Linked DNA regions of Mus musculus: region 1 is linked to region 2. A link is a loop called in an ENCODE intact Hi-C map of the cell type or tissue named here. Cell type or tissue: left cerebral cortex. All regions are shown on one strand.

Region 1 (5,000 bases), 75 kb before region 2:
GCATAATGGAGGCCAACACTCAACCTCCCTCAACACGCACCTTGAGGCCTCAGAGGATGGGTATCCATTATGCTGGCACAAGTACATGGGGCATGGCCCTCAGGGAGCAGGGCTGCCAGGCCTGGGCTGTGGAAGTCCTATGTGTGGGCCTAAGGGCAGGAGTATCCTATGTGGGTGTAGCCAAACCTGTGGGACCAGTCCCCAAAGCTGCCAGTGGTGGGGCTGAATCACAGCGCCCCTCCTTCCCTTCTTGCCACTAGCTAGGAAAGGACTCCCATCCCCGGTCCCAGCCGAAGAAGCTGTCGAAGAAGCTGTCGGCTGTGAGGCTGGCTGCATTCACACAACATTAAGCATTTCCATTACCTAAAATAATTAGGCGGCAGGAGACACGCTGCTCCTGCTTGTTAGCTGTCCGGATGCTAAATTAATGGGGCTGCAGCCTGGGCGTGCCCATCCATCTTCTCCAATTACATTCTCTCCATTTCTACCCACCCTGATCCCCCCATCAGGCCCTCTGAGTTCTGTCTCCACCCTCAGCACGGCTTTCTAGATGAAGGATGGACAGCTGGAGAGTGCAAGTAAACTTGAAGTGTGGTCCCCATATACGGCCCATCTTCCAAGGTGACCTTGAGCACACAGGTTTGGAACTTTAGACTAGCCTCTTTCCCTGAGGATACATCTTTTGAATGTGTCTACAAACTGGCCCCCATGTTTCACTTACACAACAGCTTCCACTTCCTTGGATAGCCGAGGGGATGTGCAGCCTAGGATCTCCCCAGGGGACAGGGGCTTGCACTGTGGGACACTGATGTGATAATCAGCTTTCAGCTCCTGTGCAGCTGCCTGTATTGATAATGAAGGAAAGGGAGCTGGGAGAAAGTCAGGGCCAGAGGAACAGCCCAGAGCACCAGGCACGGGAGCCAGGAGCAGCCCTCTACTACCCTGGAGTAGCCGCTCCAGCCCACACAATGCTAGCTGATCTACTTACCTGTAAGGTTGACACAAACTGAATGGTGCTGACCAGAGCGAGTGAGCTGCCTGGGGTAAAGGTGAGGCGGACCGAGTCCAGAAGGTGGGCAGTGTCTATCCGGATATCCACGAAGACATACAAGACTCGGAAGTCTTGAACGGAGGTGTCCATGGGGACTACAGAGAAGAGTTCAAAACAAGTGTTCTGAAAGGCAGGAGGAGCGAGGATCCTGGCCCAGGCCCACTCTTAAAAGCAGCCAGGGCATTAGCTTCAGCTTGCGAGGGATTACGGGAGAGGGGAGGATCTCCATTCTCATCCTAGCTGGGTACCCAGCCTGTTCTCCCAGTAACAGCCTTTCACACACCTGTATCTGCCGGGTGTGCTTACCCACACCTATAAGCCAGCAGCTGGGAGGCTGAAACAGGAGCGCAGCTGTTAGGTTCCAGGCCTCCCTGGGCTAGAGAGTTAGACTGTCTCAAAATCCAGCCCAACCCAAACAAACAAAAACATCAAACATGCACATCTGAGACAGTAGCAGGATTCCCAAGGCAGCCAAATCCAAAGGAAAGGGCAAACTGCAAAGCAGAAAGACCAAGGCCACCCTGGGAACCAGGAGGGACTGTGTGCTTGCAAGTACAACAAGAGAAACACACGGTAGAGAAGACCAGCCTGCAGCCTGCCTCCCTGCCAGTATTCTGGTGTCCCAGCCCACCATACCTAGACAGCTGTGACCATAGTGCACCAGGAAGTCAACTCCCAAGGCCCTTGCAGTGAAGTCATCCACACAGCAAGCCCCATAGGTGACATCACCCATCACCATCACCTCAGCCTCTGTGAACCTGTAGGGGTGGGGTTGGGGAACAGTGGAACAGAGACACAGTGTGAGATGGGAGACAGTCCTCACTCTGGAGGTGTTTCAGGACCCAGATCTCCTTGACTTGGCAGCTGCCAACCAAGAGTAGGAGGGGTACATCTGCCACCTCCCTCAGCCCTGGCAGCAGCTCCTGGAACAGTTGCTATGTGAGGATATGTCGGCAGCACCCTGTCCAGCCTTAGACTGCAAGACCCCCTAGCCCTCAGAAGTACATGTGAATAGTCCAGACAGACCCCTGAGACTGTGACTTAGCGTACCCAGGGCACGTAAAGATTCCCCCTGACAAACTCTGGCATTATTGTATGTGGAGCTGTGGATGTGTGTGGAGGCGTGGTCTCCCCTTGCCCAGACCTCACCAGCTCCCCACCCAGAGGTAAGGCCATGGGTGCCCAGGATTGGGAGGACCCATGCGCAGCTTCCCCACAGCACATGGTGCTGCCCACACTCCTCATGCAATCAGGAAGAGTGGGCTCTGGACAGCACATTGTTTTGAGATCTGCTGCCAGGACTGAATCACTGGGGGACAGGGTGGTAGAAAAGACCCTGCACCCCCAAAATCACCGCTGGGACAGAGCAGGAAGGAGGCTTAGCTCTACTTGGAAGACACTGTACCTGGGCATAGATGTTGGCTCTGTGGCTGGATCCCCCATTCTTGCTCTGGGGTGCAGTGGAGGGGGAAGCTGAACCGCTGCCAGTCTGCCCCCTCCTCCACCCCCTTCCCCAAATCAGGCTGTGCACAGAAGCAGATTATTCAGCTCCTTAGAATGCAGCCCAGGCTCTGAGTCAGCCAGAGCACTTAATTTTTTATAGATTAAAATGTATGCAAATTGGCCTGAGCCCCAGAGAGCATCCCCAAGGGGCAAGAGGGTGGGAGCAGGGAAGTGGGTCTATGGTGGTGGGGAGGGAGAAGGGTGAGGGCAGCAGCAGGGAAGTAGGAGGTTCCCAGCATGAGATGACCTCCCCTTTCTGCATTCCCCCTCCCTGCGCTCATGCTGGCTCCAGATGGCTGAGCACTGCTCCCCCCACCCCCCAGCAATGGTTCATTGTCAGGAAGAAACTTAGAAGGAGGGGGCAGAGGAACTGAGTATCTTTCCCTAGGCATCTCTCACCTCTGCCACCCACCTGCTCCCACCCTCTTCAACTCCCCAGCCTCTCATCCCTCCACTCTGCCCCAACCCTTGACAGCCAGACCCTCACCCATTTAGGGTTAGCTTTTTTAGGTTCCTCCCAGATGCTACCATCTGCTCTGGCCTAGAAACAGAAATTAACTTCTTTGCCCTTGCTCAGACTATATAAGGGAAGGGAAATGGACAAGCCAAGTTCTCAGCAACCTGGGAATTTTGTTTTGAGTTTTTCCCTTTTGTGTGTATATAACATGCTTGTAGGGTTAGGGTTTAGCCAGTGGTCCAGGAGAGAAAAATTATGCCAACAGACATTGCTCTCCAGTGACCAAGCCTCACCTTTCCAAGATATCCACAATAGTGCAGGCAAAGAGGAGGAGGCCTTCTGGCATTTGTAAGGCCACTGCAAGACAAACAGATGAAAGGCAGAGAGCTAAAGGAGCTGGGACAGGACTAGCCCCACTTCTGGGCAGGCAACCTTTCCAACCTTGTCACAGCTCCACCCTTGAGGGCTCACCCTTCTTGGCCTGGGCCTGCTGGATTCTCCAGATGGTTTTGGGGATCTCAAAGTTGTAGTTAGAAGGCAGAACTTGGACAGCAGCCTGTAACTGGGGGTTGTTCAGGACCTCAGGGGGGATCTGATTGGCCAGTCGCCCCCGAGAGATGCGACCTAGAAAAAACATTAAAGCCTGAGTCTGCATCTGCCCTAGACCACAGGCAGCCAGAGCCTCTTAATCTGTTAACTCTAAATTGAAGGCCCAGATTCCACACACAAAGGATATCCACCCAGCTTTTGCCCTAACTGAATTCATCCTACAGATAGAGACAGCCCATAAACCAGGGGGGAAATCTGCATGATTAATTTCTATGCTGTGAGGTTACTAGCAGTCATAAATGGGGGTATGACTCACCCCTCAGGACTAGAGATGACACAAAAAAGACTAAAAAGCAAAGGAGTCACACAACTCAAGTCCCACTGATTTGGCCCAAGTTGCTTAATCCATACTTTTGTCCCTCTCCTCATTTAAAAGAATAATAAAGCCAGGCATGGTATGTACATCTATGATCCCAGCATTCAAGAAGCTGAGGCAGAAGGATCAAGATGTCAAGACCAGTAAAGTCAACAAGACCTTATTCTCCCCTCCTCCCCCACCCCACCCCCCAAAAATCTGGGCTGGGGAGATGGCTCAGCAGTTAAGAGCACTCACTGGCTGCTCTTCCAGATGCTGAATTCAATTTGCAAAACCTACATAGTGGCTGACAACCATCTATAGTGGGATCTGATACCCTCTTCTGTCCACAGGCATACACGCAAACAGTACACTGGTAAACATAAAGCTTTTTTTGGGGGGGGGGGGGTTTGGTTTTTTGAGACAGGGTTTCTCTGTGTAGCCCTGGCTGTCCTGGAACTCACTCTGTAGAACAGGCTGGCCTCGAACTCAGAAATCTGCCTGCCTCTGCCTCCCAAGTGCTGGGATTAAAGGTGTGCGCCACCACACCACCACCCAGCTTAAAGCTTTAAAACAAAAAAAAATTCTGAGTTTGAGGCTAACCAGGTCTACATAGTGATTTCCAGGCCACTCAGAGTTACATAATGAGATGCTATCAAAAAAAAAAAAAAAAAAAAGAAAAAGAAAAAAGAAAAAAAATTCCCCACAAAAATCGGAGGTGAAGAAAGAAAAGGTAAAAGTGCTTGTCACACAAGCATGAGGACCTAAGTTCAGATCTCCAGCACCCATGCAATGAGCTCCAGTTTCAGTGACAGACTGGAGAGATGGCTCAGCGTTACAAGCACTTGTCACTGACAGCAACCTGCAACTCCAGCTCCAGGGGATCGAATACCAGGTACTTGCACACACACGTGTGCATGCATGGAAACACACAAATAAAAAGTAAGTTTTAGCCGGGCGTGCTAGCACACGCCTTTAATCCCAGCACTTGGGAGGCAGAGGCAGGCGGATTTCTGAGTTCGAGGCCAGCCTGGTCTACAGAGTGAGTTCCAGGACAGCCAGGGCTACACAGAGAAACCCTGTCT
Region 2 (5,000 bases):
GAGGAAGAGGAGGAAGAGGATTAGTGGTGGTGGTAAAAGGGAGGGACAGATGGAGGGAAACCCACAGCCTCAACCTGGGGCCCTCAAACCTAGCAGAAGATTTGAGTAACATGAGGGCACACAGTGAGCTGGGGTGCGGGCATGGGATGCTGGGAGAAGTAGAGAGCTCATACGCCTCATGTTTTCCACAGAGAGCTGTTAGGCACAGATGGGGATGACAGACTGGGACAGAGGACAGAGTAGAAAGCCAAGAAACCGTCCAAGGAAGGGTCTTAGCCCTGGGTTAAGTGCCTCTCAGCATCTGCTCTCTTAAGAGCTCTGGATTCTGGACCATCCTGAGTTGGGGTGAAAGCCAAGATGTCTTGGCAGTCTGGAACCACAGTGACACAATCTCCCGTGCAGGCTGCTCAGGTCTCAGGTGCCCAGCCAGGCTCACTATGCTCTCCTTACCTATTCCCATACCTACCCTTATTGGAGAGATTTTTGTGCCCATCTGGAGTTGCCTAGGTGAAATGACTCCCACTGGCATGGGTCATAGCTTGGGGGAGTGCCTCAATACAGAGCTATACAGGGTAGGCTCCATCCCTGCCCCTACAGCACACCCCTGCAGGCAAGGTTAGGCCTAATGGGCAGGATGTGCTGCCCAAATTGCTCTCAGGAGAAACTGTCAGTCCAATTAGCATGGGGCTGCCAACCCCAGACAGACAAAAGCCAAAATGGTAGCTACCCATTCCTCAGCTGAGGGGAATCCTGGTACTGGGAGAACCTGCACAGGGTGTTTGATTCCGAGTGTGAGGAGAGCAGGTGCTGAAAGCAATGAGGGTAAGGACCAAGATAAGAGGCCTCAGAGACATTCCCTATCTTCAGTATGTGCTGCCTCCATGTGGGATACTGTGCCTGGGGTGCTGTCCCTGGGATACTGGGCCTGGGGTGCTGTCCCTGGGATACTGGGCCTGGGGTGCTGTCCCTGGGATACTGGGCCTGGGGTGCTGTCCCTGGGATGCTGGACCTGGGATGCTGGGCCTGGGGTGCTGTCCCTGGGATGCTGGGCCTGGGATGCTGGGCCTGGGGTGCTGTCCCTGGGATGCTGGGCCTTGGATGCTGGGCCTGGGGTGCTGGGCCTGGGATGCTGGGTCGGGGTGCTGGGCATTGAGTGCTTGGACCTGGGGTGCTGGGCCTGGGATGCTGGGTCGGGGTGCTGGGCCTGGGATGCTGGGCCTGGGGTGCTGGGTCTGGGGTGCTGGGCCTGGGATGCTGGGTCTGGGGTGCTGGGCCTGGGATGCTGGGCGTGGGATGCTGGGCCTGGGGTGCTGGGTCTGGAGTGCTGGGCCTGGGATGCTGGGTCGGGGTGCTGGGCCTGGGGTGCTGCAGGATAAAAGGGCCCTGGGTTGTCACTCTCAGTCTCCAGAGGTAGATGTGAGTTTATGTGCATGAACTCAGACACATGCAAATGCCTAGCAAACACAACCATGTCTCCATCCATATGCAACAGGCCAACACCTGTGTACACATAAACACCTCAGGTACACATCTACACAGACATGCACATAAATACAGAGCTCAAATATCCACTAGCACACACTAACACTCTGAGTTCAGCCCTCATTCCTGGACTGCAGGCACAGAGCCATAGTATGATATTATACTAACGTGTGTGTGTGTGTGTGTGTGTGTGTGTGTGTGTGTGTTTCCTCCTTGACTGCTCCCCCACTAAGATTTTTAATTTGGGTGGCAAGTCAAGTGGGTTTCTCTATGTAGCCTTGGCTGTCCTAGAACTCACTTTGTAGAATAGGCTGGCCTCAAACTCACAGAGCTCCATCTGTCTTTGCCTCCCAAGCACCTGGATTAAAGATGTGCCCCACCATATCTGGCTTCCTCTCTTCATAAACCCAGACATTTCTGTTTGAAAGGTTTTGGTCCTGGCCCCTTTTAGAGTGACTAACTTTTTTTTTTCTTTAGCATTATTCCAGTTTAGTGCTGAAAATCCCATACCTTGGGAAACTCCCCAGTCCCAGTCTATTTCCCCTTGCCCAGGAAAGGACTGGTATTGGGTCCTTCTCAGAGTGCTCATCCAACAAACGGTCACTTCCTTGATGGGCCTAAGGAGTCTTGATGTGAGCCAAGTTCAGGTGTCTGTTCTCCTGAAGGCTCTGAGTCTCCCAGGACTAATTACAACCAACATTTATCGAGCACCTACTATGATCCAGGCCCCAGGCTTGAGCCTAGGGCTTCCTGAGTGTCATCATTCAATTCTCCAGAGACTTGAGAAGGTAATTCCCTCCCCCAGAACTGTTAATGAGCACCTACTGTGTGCAGGGAGCACACTCATCAGAACAAAGTGGCAGCGGACATAAAGGAAACAAGTGACTTATGTCGTGCTGTCCAAGAGGTCGCGTGCTGTAGAGTAAAATGTCCCAGGAAAGAAGCTCCTTGCAAATCGCTGCTCAAGAGTGGCTTCTCTGGGAAGCAGCCCTGCAGACACACTGGGAACCGGTCCAGGTAGATGGAACAGCATGGACAAAGGCAGGAGGGAGGCTGAGGGCTGGCATGTGGGAGGGACGGCAGCAAGGTCTGTGTAGCCAGGGAGAGGCAGGGCCTCTGGGCTGGGAGAAAGACCTGGGGCAGCTTCTAGTTAGATGGGCACTCTGGAGGATGCAGACTAAGGAGCAGCCCTTCCTGACTCACTTTCCCTGGACTACCCTAGTTCCTGTTGAAGGAGGTGTAGGGGTGAGGAGGCAGGGCTTGCGGGGGGGGGGGGAGGGCATCCAGGAGGCTACTGGGTGAATGGTAGCAATAGCGAGTATGATAAGTGGATAGATACTGGATACATTCTAAAATCTAGCCAGCAGAATTTCCCCAGAGTGAGCCACGGTGATTCTGAGGTGTTCCTCCCAGGCAGCTGATGTAAAGGGACCATCTTTACCCAAGATGGAGAAGTTGTGAACGGAGGAGGCCGGAGAGGAAGAGAAGAGCTTGGTTTGGATGGTTTCAGTTAGACAGATGGAGATGTGGGAAGGGCAGGTGGGTACCAGTATCTGTGGGCTGGAGGACTGGCTGAGCTTCCAATGACTGCCCCATTTTGCAGGTGAGGAAAACGAGGCTCCTGCAAGCATTAAAAGGAGCAGCCAGGATTCAACTTAGGCCTCTGGCTCCACAGCCCTGTTCTACTCACAGCCATGGATAGGAGGCTGCCGGCCGCTCTGCACAGCAGTGGAGGCTGAGATGGGAGCCCAGCTGTTCCCTGGCCAGCTTTCTTGTCTTCAGGGCCGAGCCAGGAAGGAGCCTGTGTTTAGAACACAAGTGGCACAAGTGCCAAGTGGCCTGAGGCGCCAGCAGCCCCAGGAGTGCAGCTGGCCTGGCCTGAGGCCGCCATCCCCACAGCAAGAGAGCATTCGGTTAACATCGATTGCTCAGAGAAGAGCAGCTGGCCAGGCTGGGGGCAGGGAGGGAGGACTGAAGGCCAGAGAGATTGGCTACATGGCCAAGAAGCAGCCTACAAAGCTTCAGAGAGACCCACTGACCTGCCCAGGGGCCATGGGGATGCCTCTACTTAGGGGTAGAGGGGCAGCCCCTTGGGTGCTAAGCTGCAGCAGCTGTCCTGACACTTTGGAGCCTGAGAAAGCTGACCAGCCCTATTCGAGGCTGCTCTACCTACTCCAGGCATCAGGGAGCTGGCTAGAGCCCCAGCCTGAAGGCAGGGTAGCTTGGTAGGACCTGTCCCCCTGCTGTGTTCTCCAGCTGCAACCAGCCACTGATGCTCTGGGCACCTCATTTTCTTCTGTGCAAATGTGGCTTCCGGAAGGGCTTTTCATTAAAGACATATTCCCAGCGTCAGATCTTCCTCGTTAGTTCTGGTGGCCAGGGTGCTACAGGGCCCCTACTAAACTGGCTTGTGAGGTCTGGGTTTAGCAGACAGGCCCTGTTGATGCTGGTTCTGGTGCCAAGCTCTCTGGCCACCCGAGCCCAGCTGAGCTGAGGTTACAGTATTCCTTGGAGGCTCTGCACCATTAGAGGGGGTGAGAAGCACAGGCCCTTTCCCACCCCAGTGCCTTTGCACATGCTATTCCGCTGCCTTAGCCTTGCCACCTATCCTACCAGGTCTGGTCCCATGGGACCATGGTGAGGTGGCTTTTCATGCTCAGCTTGGCAGGAAGAGTTTGGGGCTTGCCAGCTGACCCAAGGCCACTGCTAGCTCCCTTGCTTGCATGCCTTCTGTTGAGTGTGTGCTGAGGTCTGAGCAGATTCCCCTCCCAGCCAAGGCAGCTGAACAGAGCAGACCCTTCTCAGCCCTAGTTCAAAGGTCAAAAACTCTGGCAGGTTGCAGAAGGGCTGGTGTTACAGAGGGGATCAGTGACCAAGCAATGCTGACTGGTAGCCCAGGGATAGCAGAGGCTTTCCTTAGGCCCCTCTCTTAATTTCCCCTATACTCTCCTGGTACCCACCAGGGTATTGCCACCGCATATGCAAATGGGGCATGATGCTCATTGTCAAGCCCTTCCCACACTGTCTTCCATGGCTCTCCTAGACTAGGGGGCAAGTATGAATGGAAGAAGGAATGACGGAGGCTGTAGAGCCCCTTGGGAGCTCACGTGCGTGGGAGGCCGGAGGCTTGAGAGTAACGAAGCAGAACACGATGAAGGGCACCTCCTGGAGGGGAAGGAGAGTGGAACTGGGTCTTCTCCCTTCCGCCCCCTCAAGTAGAAGGCAGCCCTGCCCAAGAGGCGCTTGATGAGTCTGGCAGAAGAGGTGCAGGGCCCCTCCACAGAGACTTGGATTCCTGCTAATTTGCAATGTTAAAATGCATGGCAAAGGCTCCATCCTCATTGTTGGTACATTAATCAGGCAATCAGTGGGGCGGGGCTCCCAAGGGCCTCATAGAGGGGGCATAGAAGGCGCCATGGTGATACAGTGCTTGCCTCCCTAGGAAGAAACCTGCTGGTGACAATCCTAGGATTGGCACCTACTGACTCAGGCAAGGAGTCCAGAAGTGGCCAGGGCTG

The links. Peaks named below come from ENCODE experiments on the same cell type or tissue, not always from the same donor. Only the 100,000 strongest peaks of a DNase experiment are listed, where the experiment ranks them.
Region 1: a loop joins it to region 2, with 6 times the contacts of the local background. A loop is called at or near these places in 1 of 42 quality-filtered maps.

The regions. Positions count from the first base shown.
Region 1 is chr11:75,182,481-75,187,480 of GRCm38, forward strand. Dph1 (diphthamide biosynthesis 1) reads right to left here. Exons shown (of 13, transcript NM_144491.2): 2 at 3,483-3,635; 3 at 3,305-3,368; 4 at 1,688-1,809; 5 at 989-1,146; 6 at 722-843. Among named protein-coding and RNA genes, the nearest start is that of Dph1, 5.5 kb to the right of the region's middle. In left cerebral cortex, no CTCF peak of the experiment used is centred here; DNase peaks (open chromatin) are centred at 1,931, 2,277 and 2,706; H3K27ac peaks cover 3,946 bases.
Region 2 is chr11:75,257,070-75,262,069 of GRCm38, forward strand. All of the region lies in intron 1 of Rtn4rl1 (reticulon 4 receptor-like 1), which reads left to right. The region is part of intron 1 of Gm35117 (a long non-coding RNA gene); the gene reads right to left. Among named protein-coding and RNA genes, the nearest start is that of Gm35169, 13 kb to the left of the region's middle. In left cerebral cortex, no CTCF peak of the experiment used is centred here; DNase peaks (open chromatin) are centred at 2,511, 3,046 and 4,631; H3K27ac peaks cover 3,854 bases.